Regions from separate parts of the Homo sapiens genome. Here all the other regions are linked to region 3. A link is a contact called in ENCODE Hi-C data. All regions are on one chromosome and are shown on one strand. Each heading gives the region's core, a stretch centred on a gene start or an enhancer-like site at or near the end of the contact. The rest is flanking DNA. Distances are from core to core; before and after follow the strand shown.

The links. A loop is a pair of places that touch in the nucleus more often than their neighbours do. Pooled maps may share reads with other maps.
Region 1: a pooled map shows a loop between it and region 3 (3-fold over the local background). The contact joins the promoter of STK17A here to the enhancer-like site in region 3. A Hi-C loop is called at or near these places in 3 of 37 single-sample maps with no recorded cell type and 5 of 50 pooled maps.
Region 2: a pooled map shows a loop between it and region 3 (9-fold over the local background). The contact joins two enhancer-like sites. A Hi-C loop is called at or near these places in 5 of 37 single-sample maps with no recorded cell type and 4 of 50 pooled maps.
Region 4: a pooled map shows a loop between it and region 3 (3-fold over the local background). The contact joins two enhancer-like sites. A Hi-C loop is called at or near these places in 2 of 37 single-sample maps with no recorded cell type and 5 of 50 pooled maps.

Annotation. Positions count from the first base shown.
Region 1 is chr7:43,581,214-43,584,477 of GRCh38, reverse strand. It overlaps STK17A (serine/threonine kinase 17a), which reads right to left and starts at 1,370. Exons shown (of 7, transcript NM_004760.3): 1 at 1,029-1,370. The coding sequence starts at 1,234. RefSeq lists enhancers at 281-390, 521-570 and a silencer at 971-1,750.
Region 2 is chr7:43,647,484-43,650,787 of GRCh38, reverse strand. It overlaps COA1 (cytochrome c oxidase assembly factor 1), which reads left to right. Exons shown (of 6, transcript NM_018224.4): 2 at 2,136-2,188; 3 at 3,154-3,253. The coding sequence starts at 2,174. Among named protein-coding and RNA genes, the nearest start is that of STK17A, 66 kb to the right of the region's middle. RefSeq lists enhancers at 661-750, 1,393-2,254, 2,524-2,818, 3,117-3,304. Within about 2 kb of position 1,892, at least 40 of the 41 ENCODE cell types and tissues checked have a DNase peak (open chromatin) inside an H3K27ac peak, as active enhancers do.
Region 3 is chr7:43,053,346-43,056,432 of GRCh38, reverse strand. No RefSeq gene overlaps it. Among named protein-coding and RNA genes, the nearest start is that of HECW1, 58 kb to the left of the region's middle. Within about 2 kb of position 1,577, at least 2 of the 41 ENCODE cell types and tissues checked have a DNase peak (open chromatin) inside an H3K27ac peak, as active enhancers do.
Region 4 is chr7:43,837,656-43,841,004 of GRCh38, reverse strand. No RefSeq gene overlaps it. Among named protein-coding and RNA genes, the nearest start is that of MRPS24, 30 kb to the left of the region's middle. RefSeq lists a silencer at 1,834-1,913. Within about 2 kb of position 1,989, at least 7 of the 41 ENCODE cell types and tissues checked have a DNase peak (open chromatin) inside an H3K27ac peak, as active enhancers do.

The DNA of each region.
Region 1 (3,264 bases), core at 121-2,620, 530 kb before region 3:
AACGCCATGTGGCAAGCCCAGTGGTATGCGCTTGACAAGCATGGCATCTTCAGGCCACCTCTGAGGTAGGTACTGTCATCATTATACGATTTTACGGATGAGGAAAGTGAGGCTGGAGAGTCTAACCCCTCCAAAGGCAAACACAGCAAGAAGGGCACGAATATGAACTCAGGTCTGCCCCCAAAGCCAGAGTATTTAACAACTTCTTCAAACTGTTCTCAAGGAAGAGTCGCCAAACCCCACAAAAATCACTCGATCACCCCTCTTCAGCATACAAAATGTAAAGCATCCGAACAGCCTGCACCTGCAACTTTACAGACCAAGTTGTAAGCTCTCTCTACTCCCACAAAAAAAGGGTGGGCTAGCGTGGGGTGGGGGGAGAAGGCAAGAATCGGTTCCCAGCAAAGTAAAAAGCGAGAAAAGGGCCAAGCGCCCACGAAAGAAACCAATCTAAACTCGAAGCAAAGGGACCTAAATGCTTTAGAACTAAAACGGCAGAAAACCAACCAAGAAAACGAAAATGAATTCAGCAGAAGACCGACACAAGGTAACAGAGCGCCGGTGCAAAGGAAGCGGTCACAACGGATGCTGTATTTTATTAAAACCACACAGGCAGACCAAGAAAGTCGCAAGAGTTGAAGGAAAAATGCAAAGTCGGCTCCACAGACCTCTGGTTTTCAGACCCGCTGCTCGGGGTGAAAGGCAGAGCGCGGCCCGCACCTTCTCTCGTTAAATAGCCATTCGAAACGCCACAGAGAACGAAAGGGCTGAGGAAAGTGTCCGCGCCTCCGGGACCGCCATCGAGTTACCACCACTCGCTTGCTGGGCGCGGCGCGTGGAGGGGGCGCTGGTGCGACTCGGCTGCCCTACTTGCCGTCGGCACCCAAGTTTGTGCCAAGTCACAACGCGCGTTATCGGCAGCAGCAACGCCACTTCAGCCTCGCCGCCGCGGCGCCGGCACTTATCGGCGCCCACGTCCCGCCCCGCGCGTCCGGGAAGGTTCCGCGCCGGGCCCCGCCCGTCCTCACCTGCCCAGCTCCCGGCCCGGGCACAGGCTGTAGCCGTCCTGGAAGGGCTCGGTGCGCACCACGGCGCGTATCTCTGTCAGCAGCCCGCGGGCCTGGGGCGGCGGCGGCGGCCGGCACGGCCCGCTCAGACCCCGGCCTGCCCGGCCCGAGCCTGAGGTGGCGCCTGGGGAGGAGCCGCCGCTGCCTGGCTTCTCCAAAGGGATCATGGTGTTCAGGCCCGCTTCTTTCCTGGCCGCCTGTTCACTCCGAGCAGCCGGAGGGTCACGGACCCGCCCCCGGCTCCTAGTGCCGGTCCGCGGAGCCTTCAAACACCCGCTCTCCCCAGCGCGGCGCTCGGACTGCGGCAGGCAGACTACCGGTAGCTCGGGCCCGCCCCGCGCCCCGCGACCGGCCCCGCCCCCGTGACCGCCCCGCGCCTGCCCTGCACCCTGCTTCTGGCCCCGGCCAACCCCTCCCCACGTCCGCCCCGCGCCCGACCCCGCCCCGGCCTCACTCCGTGGCCGCCCGCCCCCTCGCTGAGCTCCCGCGGGGTCCTGAGCGCCCGATGCCTCACGCGCGCCCTCTGCAGCTCAGGGGGAGAAGGTGCAGCTTTCGGGACGGCCCGGAGGCTGGAGGCGACTCACAGCACCACCCTTTGGCCAGGACAGCCTACTGCGTTAGCAGAGTTGCGCACCTGTTGAGCGTCTGAGAGTCACAAAAGCTGACCTTCGGTTAATAAAAGGCATTTGAGCTGTAAGCGGGACTTCACGTGGTGAGGAGGGGAGGGGTCTGGAGGCACTTCGGTTAATAAAAGGCATTTGAGCTGTAAGCAGGACTTCACGTGGTGGGGAGGGGTGATGAGATCCTGATCTCCGTACACTGGGAGAGGGGTCTGGAGGCAGAGTTGTATAAATATTATTAACCCTGCACACCGGCCCTATGAAATAGACACTATTATATTGTCTGTAGTCGTCTCTATATTTACTTTCGAGGTCCTCTCATCCGGTCTTACGACTTTAATTACCATCTATATGCTCATGACTACAGAATTTGTATCTCTAGCTTCCAAATATTCCCTGAACTTCAGACTGGTGTATTTGACTATGCATTTGGCATCTCCACTTACATGTCAAATTAGCATCTCAGACTTAACATACACAAAAGTAAGTTGCTGATTGGTCTTCATGAATGCACTCCTACCCAGCTTTCCCCGTCTCAGTTTTCTTCATCTCCTTCCTTCTAGCTGTTCAGGCCAAAAATCTTGGGATGAGCATTGATTCCTCTCTCATGCTCATCTCCAGTTTGTCAGTAAACCCTCTTGTCTTTTCCTTCAAACTAGATGCGGCGTTTGATCACTTCTCTCTATTTCCACCTTACCACCATGGCCTGAGCCATCGTTATCTCTTACCTGGATTATTGTGATAGTTTACTAACTGGACCACCTGCTTCCATCCTTCTTTCTCCCTAATGTCGCATAGTTCATTTTCAAGGCAATGAGAGTGATCTTTTAAAAATCGAAACCAAATCACACCACTGCTCTACTCAGACTGTCTCAGTGGAGTTTTGCTTCTGGCACTGATATACTAGTTTATTTGTGTTCAATATTCTCACTAAGAAAAAATAGAAAAGTTGACAAAAGTTAAAAATTTCCTCTCCCAGCAAGGACTTGGATGACTGAAATCCTGGAAAGATAGGCAGCTCAGAAAGCCACCACTTTTCCCATGAGGTATTTGATGATTTTAAAGCCATGGCTGAAAGAGTGAGAAAGTAAGCAGAGCTTTCAGTCATCTCATGGGGTTGGGGAGACAAAAAAAAAATTGGAGTTTAGGACCTATTTATGATGAGGGGCTGGTAAGCAACTAGGCTTTCAGCTGGGACTCCGAAGAGCTATACCCTAGGGGTGTGGATGAACGGGAAATAGACCCAAGGGCTGAAAACCAGCTTCAAATGGCAACAGTAAATATTCTCTCTGGGGAAAAAAAGCATCATTCAGAGCAACACATTACCCATATAATATTTTATACACCATGTCTGAAACTTAATTTAAACAAAGGACACAGAATTGTCTTAAAAACTAAGGGAAAAAGAAAACAGAAATAAACACACAGAAGATCCAGATATTAAAGTTTAAAGACAGATTTTAAAATAATTCTGTTAAATATCTTCAAGAAATTAAATTGCAAGATAAAGAGTTTTCAGCAGAGAACTGGAAACTCCAAAGAAGAATACAATGGAATTTTGGAATTGGAGAAAAAAA
Region 2 (3,304 bases), core at 643-3,142, 590 kb before region 3:
AGAGTTGGATGTTATAAAACATAGTCATTTGGAAGTTGGGAACTTTTTATTTTTGTTATCTTGTTTTTAATACAGGATGTTTGCCACACGAGTCACTCGAGAGAATCTCTGAGTCCTGGCGAGGGCTTTCTGAGGCTTCGTGTGTTAGCAGCTGTTGTCTTCCAACTCAGCGGCAGGTTTGCCTTTCCCCACGGACACTCTGGACCTTGTAGCTCCTCAAGCTTCCCTGTCTATTGAGCAGATAGGAAGCCGTGTCAAATATGTGGCACCTTGAGGAAATGCCTAGTGAATGACAGTATGTCCTATTGTGCTCTAACTTTATTTCAGCCTTATTTCTTTTCTGAATATTATTTTTCATTTATCTTCATTTCCTTACCTATTTTCTTTTCTTCTAAAGTATGTATCTTTGTTAGCTCCATCATCCTTTTTGGAATGAGCAAGTATAAAAATAAGTAAATAAATAAGACCCATCCTAAGTATTTTAAGAAACCACCCTTTTGCGGCACACTTGCTACCTTGGTCTTAGCTCTGGGCTTTGGTGTCCTCTGGCAGTCCTGCTGCATTGCCTTCTCTCCCCCATCTGCCCACCCCTGTCCCAGAGAGATTTTTCTGTAGCCCCTCATCTGCAGAGTCCGACAGCTCAGGGTCGAGGGTCTTTCTTAGCAGTAATCACCCACTATGCTCTCACCCCTCCATTTCTGGACATGCTTCCTGTGGCTTCTCTCCTGCGCTTTACACTTCAGCAGTTCTTGTTTCTGCTCACTCTGCCTTTGTTTGTCATTTCCTGGATTTGAAGCTGTTCTGCTCTTTTCACCTTTCTCTTCTCAAGGTAAACTTCCTCTGTGAAACCTCCGCTGATGCCCTGCAGCAAGGTTGACCACTTCCTGAGTGTTACTTCCTCTCTTGGTGCATATGTCTGGTTGCACTAACCAGGCTGCTGCTAGCCCAAAGGCACCTTTGTGCAAATTAGAAAAAGACAACCATCCCCATCCCTTCTTCAAGATACTTTATAGTACTTCCAACTGTTGGCAAACTGTCTTAATAAAGATACAAATCTTTGATTTCTCTAATGTGCATGGTGCCCTACAAGGGTTGTGCAGTGCATAGCCGTGCAGTTGCATGTGATAGATCTATGTTATAATTATTTGTTTAATTGTCTGTATTCCCCTCAGGACCAAGGAAAATTCCTTATATCTTGATACTGTTTTTATATTCTTACTGTCTGACCAGATCAGACCCTCAGTAACCGTTTGCTAAACAAAAGAAGGAATGAAGGTACAAATATGTATCCACCTTGTCTGGAAAAATAGCAGGAAAGGCATGCCTGCCAAGGACTTTTACACTGAACAGTAAGAATATATTTTAGCTCAGAGACACTGTTTGTTTTCACATTTCAATATTGCTTTAATTAGATATCTTAAAGCTCGTGTACCACAGTGGTTGAAAGAGCAGATGCTGGAGCCAGACTGCATGAATTTGAATCCCAGTTCTACCACTTATTCACTTATTAGTGCACCTTTGGGCATGTTACTTAACCTTTCTGTGCCTCAGTTTACTCATCTGCAAAATGAGCGTGATGATAATAGTTCCTACTTCAAAGGGTTGTGAGAATTAAATGAATTATATAAAGTGCTTAGAATAGTACAAGACACATAATAGTCAGAGACAGAAGTATTAGGTATTATCAATATTGTTAAAGTCCATGTATAAGTTTACTGTACTATTGTTTCTTTTTAACTCTGAAGTGCTGTTTTCACTCTGTCACGTACAGCTTTTATTGCTAGCATCTTGCTTCTGCAGGTCCAGCCTCCTGTTGATTGGCCCTGTGTTTGTGCTGTGGTCAAAGCACTTGCTGTCTGCGGTTCTCCCTTGTGCACACCGGTTCTTTGGTTGCTGTAACAAAAACTACATAGGACACAGACAGGAAACCCGCAGGCTTTGTTTTTTCTTCCTAATTTGGCAGCAGAAGGGGGAAAAACCAGGGCCTTTCACAGACAAGGCTTGTTTTAGAGTTTAATTTTAACTTCTTGTTCGTGTTCTAAAGCTTGGGTTGGTAATAAATCTTGGCTGTATGAGACTAGAGAGAACTGGGCTTTAAAAATATGATTTTAATGTAAAATCTTTTCTAATTGCAGGACAACTTGCCTTTGATGATTTTCAAGAGAGTTGTGCTATGATGTGGCAAAAGGTAATGGAATGTTCCAGGGCCAAGTTCCCCACTAGAACCTGCCAGGGTATTCTCGAGTTAGACAATAGAAGAAAGTCACTCCCTGAATAGTTATGGGCTTCTCCTGGTCTTTAGGGTTCACTTGTGCTTTAACTTCACAGGAGGGATGGGCATTTTCTGCATTGTTTCCCACTCTGTCTTTCTCTCGTGTCTCATGCTGGCGTTGGAAGCTGTAACACTCTGGGAACCTCTCCATAACCCAGTCTGGCTGCCTCACCCTGTTGAGCTCTCTTCAAATTAAGCAAGATCTGACTAATACATTCTTCAGAGATGCTCTGACCGTTTTCATTATGAGAACTAAATGACTTTTCCCAGATCACATTACTGTAATTAACTTTACACTCATTTTGATACTCTTACATATTATAAGAGTGGATGGATGGTATGCTGTATTTACCGAGCTGGCATCCCTCCATCTGTTCATTCAGCCTGAGTCATAACCAGAGTTTCCTCATCCCAAGGGTGGTGCATTTTTCAAAATATGAAAGGAGCCAGTGACAGCTCCAGCCCATTCGCAGGCTTACAGGACCAGCCATTGCCACAAAGGATAAGCTTCCTGTTTACCAGTTGGCCTGAGACAAAGTGGTTGTGCTTCCTGGCCATGCGGGGCTTGGCACACAGTCTGGGCTGTGTCTGTCAGGATGGTGGGCTGAATGCTCGCTCTGTGCTGGGCTGGCTGGGGGTGGCAGGGCCCCCACAGCATGGGTCCTGGACATGGGCCACTCTCGAGAGGGCACCCTCAGGAGGGCACTCAGTTTGGCTTCAGAACCAACCCTGGCATTTGGAAAGGAAGCAAATGAGGGAGGGCGGTCTGGCCTCCTTTCTGGCTTCCTTAATGCTTCTTTCCTTTAGGGGTCCAAGCCGGGCAAATCCCCTTGGCACAAAACTGGGAATCCTACAATAAATTTGTATCTTTTGTTTTTAAGTATGCAGGAAGCAGGCGGTCAATGCCTCTGGGAGCAAGGATCCTTTTCCACGGTGTGTTCTATGCCGGGGGCTTTGCCATTGTGTATTACCTCATTCAAAGTAAGTATCCTGCTAGCCGCCTGCGGCCTGACCTCCTCCTAGCCTGCTCCT
Region 3 (3,087 bases), core at 328-2,827:
GCAAAGACAGTTCACAACATCATCTCACCAGAAGAGCTCCAGCATCTTCCCATCCTAGGTTTTCTGCAGTGAAGCAGCAACCACCAGGGGAAGCATCTGGAGCATGGCTGTGGGGTACACAGCAGGTCTGCGTTTTTCAAGGCTTGCTCCACTGTTTTTATTTATTTATTTATTTTAAACAGGGTCTCACTCTGTCACCCAGGCTGGAGTGCAGTGGCATGTTCTGGGCTCACTGCAACCTCCACCTCCCAGGATCAAGTGATTCTCATGCCTCAGCCTCCTGAGTAGCTGGGAACACAGGCTTGCACCACCATGCTCAGCTAATGTTTGTATTTTTATTAGGTTGGTGCAAAAGCAATTGCATTTTTTTGCCATTACTTTAATGGCAAAAAAAACGCAATTGCTTTTGCACCAACCTAATAGTGGAGACAGGGTTTTGCCATGCTGGCCAGGCTGGTCTTGAACTCCTGGCCTCAAGCGATCTGCCCACCCCGGCCTCCCAAAGTGCTGGGATTACAGGCATGAGCCACCGCGCCCAGCCCATTGTTTTTATTTATAACCCTAAGACTATCCCTCAAACCCTTCCCAAGCTCTGCCACTATCCTATTTAGAATCTCTTTATTTCTGTGTGGCTTTCTTAATGAGGCTAGAATCTGTAACGAAGACATTTGTGAGGGAAACAGGCAGAGCTTAAATATTATGGAGACTTTCCATCATTTGAATGCATTCTAGCCATATCTTTAATTACTTGTAAATATAATTGGGAGTTATTTTTTTCCCCTGATTCTGTCAGTCAGCCATATAGCTCCTATTTATCTTGTTAACCAAGATGCTTAAAACTTTTCGGGTATGGCTGGGCGCGGTGGCTCATGCCTGTAATCCCAGCACTTTGGGAGGCCAAGGTGGGTGGATCACCTGAGTTCAGGAGTTCGTGACCAGCCTGGCAAACATGGTGAAACCCTGTCTCTACTGAAAATACAAAAATTAGCCGGGTGTGGTGGCATGCGCCTGTAGTCCCAGCTACTTGGGAGGCTGAGGCAGGAGAATCACTTGAACCCGGGAGGTGGAGGTTGCAGTGAGCCGAGATTGCGCCATTGCACTCCAGCCTGGTGACAGAGCAAGACTCTATCTCAAACAACAATAACAAAAAGAAAACCAACCAACCAAAAACAAAAAAAGCGTTTTGAGTATGTATGGCATAGACCTTCTTCCTGTTTTTAAAGCTTCTTAATACATACAGGTGTAGCTTTCATGAGTATATATACATTTCGCTACAAATGACTATTGGTTTTATTCTAACACAATAGATTGCCTTTTAAAAGACGCCTACCTTTTCATTTCCTTACAGTCTTTCCTCATTTTTCAGACCCAGAATCTCCACAAAATGCCTTACTCTACTATTCAGTGGGAAAGTAGTAATGTTTAACCCTTATGAAACATCTCTCGGTCAGGTTTCAGTCCCAGTGATACCAGAACCAGGGAGCGAAGGTGGTTACAACTGAGTGATGTAATTCCCTAGAGACATGGGTTTCCTTTGTCTCAAGCCTGGCAGCCTAATTAATATGCTGAAAACACCTTAACTCTAACTGGGCTTGAGACATTTGCAGAAGATGACTTTCAGCTGCCTGCAGGAGCGGCCAAAGGAGCCTGGGCCTTGCTTTTTACCAATCTTAACATCATCTCTCAGTCTGCAGACCAGCTTTCCATTTTACCACATTGTTGACATCCTCCTTCAAGAGCTTCACTTCACAAAAAAATGTGGTGCTCTCTTTTGTCTTCTTAGTCTCATGAAGCATTGGGATAAAAGCCTGAAAGCTTTGCATCTAAAGAGTTAAAATAATTTGCATGGCAGAATCTCAAATCTCGCTGCTTCTCCCTGCCAAAGAGGGAGAAAAAAAGAAAGCAATAAGGAGGAAGGGAAAGCGGGAACATCACTATTAGAAAATCAATCAGTTCCTGGAAAATAATCCTCTTAAATCCTTTCCTAAAGGTGGGGAGAGCCCTCTTATCAGGGTTTTCAGTGAAATCTATAGCAAGGTCTGGCAACTCTGTCATGGTTGATAGTCTGCATTTAGTCCTATTTATCTGGATTTCAGGATCATCCTATGGAAATGATCCACGAGTACAATTATAGGAGTACTTAGTAATTTTATCCTTTTACTCATTAATATTAATTAGTGCTTGGAGGGGAAAGAGGACAGGGAACAGCTTCTCATATCCAAACTAATTAACTTCGTCTAGCTTGTATGAAAGTGAGAAAGCACTTTATTAAAAACCATAAGGTAAGCTCTCAAGGGACTTTTATTTTCTGCTTAGGCTAAACTATGATAACATTTGGCTCTTAGTGAGCTCCCTAAAATTGCCAGAAAGAATAAAAAAAATTGTGGCCAGGAGATTAAAGACTCCTGCATGGTTTCCAAGACACCCACTGTATTGGTGGTAACGTACGTTTGATGTTTTTATGCTATTCTGGAAAATGAAGGGTAGTTTCCAAGCCACCTATTTAGGACATAATAATGCTAGAAATGAAAAGGAAGATTAAGGCAATGGTAGTCATTGTTACTTCTTTTTAGTAATATATGTTGATACGTCATCTATTGACACTGAAGCGGTGAGTTAAAATCCTTTTTAATCTAATGCCTAAAAAATGTATTCGTCTCCCAGTTAGAATTGGGAACATTTTAAATTATTTATTTATTTTTTGAGACTGAGTCTCACTCTGTCACCCAGGCTGGAGTGCAGTGGTACAATCTCAGCTCACTGCAACTTCTGCCTCCCAGGTTCAAGCGATTCTCCTGCCTCAGCCTCCCTAGTAGCTGGGATTACAGTTGCGGGCTACCATGCCCGGCTAATTTTGTATTTTTAGTAGAGACGGAGTTTCACCATGTTGGCCAGGCTGGTCTCAAACTCCTGACCTCAGGTGATCCACCCACCTCGTCCTCCCAAAGTGCTGAGATTACAGGCATGAGCCACCACACCTGGCTGGAACATTTTTTTAAACCAAAGATTTCATTAGACATATATTCCCCCTGCTGAATCCCACATTCTTTGACTTTTTTCCAGTTTTTCTTTTTTTTTTTTTTTTGA
Region 4 (3,349 bases), core at 740-3,239, 780 kb before region 3:
CTAAATTGTTATAGGATATAGTTATCATAAGAGAAAAAGTTTCTTTAAATCCAGAAAATAGAACATTAAAGAACCAGCAATAGTTGGGTGTGGTGGCGTATAATCCCAGATACTCAGGCAGCTGAGGTGGAAGGATGCTTCAACCCAAGAGTTTGATACCAGTGTGGACAACATAGTGAGGCTCCATCTCTAATCCATCAAAAAAGAAAAAAAAAAAGCCTGGCGTGGTGGCATATGCCTGTATTTCTAGCTACTTGGGAGGCTGAGGCGGGAGGATTGCCTGAGCCCCAAAATTCCAGGCTGCAGTGAGCTATGATGATGCCACTGTACTACAGCCTGGGACACAGAGCAAGATGCCGTCTCTAAAAATAATAATAATAGGCCAGGGGCAGTGGCTCACGCTTGTAATCCCAGCACTTTGGGAGGCCCAGGTGGGCTTGCTTGAGATCAGGAGTTCGAGACCAGCCTGGCCAACATGGTGAAACCCCGTCTCTACTAAAAATACAAAAATTAGCCAGGCGTGGTGGCAGGCTCCTGTAGTCCCAGCTACTGGGGAGGCTGAGGCAAGAGAATCGCTTGAACCCAAGAGGTGGAGGTTGCAGTGAGCCCAGATTGTGCCACGGCACTCCAGCAGCCTGGGTGACAGAGTGAGGCTCCGTCTCAAAAAAAAAAAAAAAAAAAGATATAAATTGGCTATGGTTAAGATCTAATGAAAGTTCATTATAATGCAAGGAAATTTGGTTGTTTCTGTGGCATACAACATTTAAAATACTAACTGAAATTATGACTTATAACATTACATTGGGACATATCTTGGATAGGGAGGACATTGACAAATTTCCAGGGACTTGACACAATTTCTGAAACAATAACATTTTACCCATACAAATATAACCTAGAGAAGGTTAGTATCTCTTTCTCTCTCTCTCTTTTTTGAGAGAAGGTCTCTTCCACCAAGGTGGGAGTGCAGTGGCCTAATCATGGCTTACTGCAGCCTTGACCTCCTGGGCTCAGGCGATCCTCCCACTTCAGCCTCCCTAGTAGCTGGGACTATAAGTGTGTGCCATCACACCCGGCTATGGTGTGTGTGTGTGTGTGTGTGTGTGTGTGTGTGTGTGTGTGAAAGCAAGTTTATTAGAGAAGTAAAGAAACAAAAGAATGGCTACTCCACAGGCAGAGCAACCTAATTTTTGTATTTTTTGTAGAGGTGGGTTGGTTGCAGGGTGCAGGGGTGTCTAGGCTGGTCTCAAACTCCTGGGCTCAAGCGGTTCTCCCACCTCAGCCGCTCAAGGTGCTGGGATTAAGGTGTGAACCACTGTGCCTGGCTAAGTAGTTCTCATTTGACATTGCTTTCCATGTGATTTAATGTAACTTTAGAATTTTTATAGCTTGTATTATTATTTTTTTGAGACGGAATTTCGCTCTTGTTGCTCAGGCTGGAGTGCAATGGCGCGATCTCGGCTCACAGCAACCTCCACCTCCCAGGTTCAAGCGATTCTCCTGCCTCAGCCTCCCGAGTAGCTGGGATTACAGGCATGCGTCACCACGCCCGGCTAATTTTGTATTTTTAGTAGAGACGGGGGTTTCTCCATGTTGGTCAGGCTGGTCTCGAACTCCCGACCTCAGGTGATCCGCTCGCCTCAGCCTCCCAAAGTGCTGGGATTACAGGCGTGAGCCACCGCGCCCGGCCAGCTTTGTATTTTAAATTTAAGTCAATGGACTATTTTGAATGAATTTTTGTGAAACTTGTAAAGTTTGGATCTACATTTATTTCGTTCCGATTAATAATTTCTTTAACATTTTTGAGAAAGACACAGGATAGTGGGCCCCATTTTATTTTGAACGTCCGTAATCATGGCATTGAACGATCTGAATTTAATTAATTCAACCAGACAGCCAGGAGGGGGCACGCGGCCACCGCTAAACAGTGAGCGAGCGCCGAGGGCCCCGCGCTGCCCCAGATGACCAGCAGGGGGCGTGCGAGCCGCCTTGTCGGACCCCTGAGAAGCCCCCACCGCCTCCGTGCTCCTACTGCGGCCGCCAGCGCCGGGCCCGCAGTGAGGAGGAGAACCTCATTTTCCTCAACACAGATCTAAGGGGACACCGCCTCACTTTGAGACAACTTGAGGCTGCGTCAGTGGTGAGTAAAATCCTTCCTGTCACAGTCCTGACTACTGAGGAGCAGTTGGTCTTCAGAACCCCCAGTAGAGGAAGGGCTTCATGTGGAATTTTGGAAATAAAAAACCCCGGTTTCCACCACACAGGAGGTCCTTCTCAACAGCTAAGACACAGTGGCTGCTAGTATAATACCACGCAGCAGCCTTTTAATACTAACATCACATTCAGAGGCTTACCAGGGAGACTGGTTTCCTAGCTTTGGCTGAACTGGATTTGGGTCAGGCTTAGCCTCTGGAATGAAGTTTGGTGTCACCTCTGCTTTACTGACGCGGTATTGACGTGGTTGATTGATTGATTGATTGATTTTTTTTTTCTAGAGACAGAGCTCCCTATGTTGCCCAGGCTCCAAATCGTGACCTCAAGTGATCCGCCCGCCTCAGCCTTCCAAAGTGCTGGGATTACAGGCCTGAACCACCATGCCTTAGCCTTATTTTTCATTTTTTAGACAGTCTCAATCTGTCAGGCTGGAGTGCAGTGGCACGATCATAGCTCACTGCAGCCTTTAACGTCTGGGCTGAAGGATCCTCCCGTTTCATCTTCCTGAGTAGCTGGGACTACAGGCATGCACCACCAAGCCTGGCTAATTTTTAATTTTATTGTAGAGAAGATGTCTATGTTGCCCAGGCTGGTCTTCAGCTCCTGGATGCAAGCGTTCCTCACGCAAGCGAACCCAGCCCACATGGTTGTTTAAAAAAGTAATTACTGAGGTCAGGAGTTCAAGACCAGCCTGGCCAACATGGTAAAACCCCGTCTCTACTAAAAATACAAAAATTAGCCGAGTGTAGGGGCAGGTGCCTGTAATCCCAGCTACTCCGGAGGCTGAGGCAGGAGAATCGCTTAAACCCAGGAGGCGGAAGTTGCAGTGAGCTGAGATTGAGCCACTGCACTCCAGCCTGGGCGACAGAACAAGACTCCGTCTCAAAAAAAAAAAAAGTAATTACTTTTTGAGGCTGGGCGTGGTGGCTCACGCCTGTAATCCCAGCACTTTGAGAGGCCCAGGCAGGAGGATCACTTGAACCCAGGAGTTCGAGATCAGCCTAGCCAACATGGTGAAACCCCGTCTCTACCAAAAAATACAAAAATAGCAGGGCATGGTGATGTGTACCTATAATCCCAGCTACTCGGGAGGCGGAGGCAAGAGAATCTCATGAACTTGAGAGGTGGAGGTTGC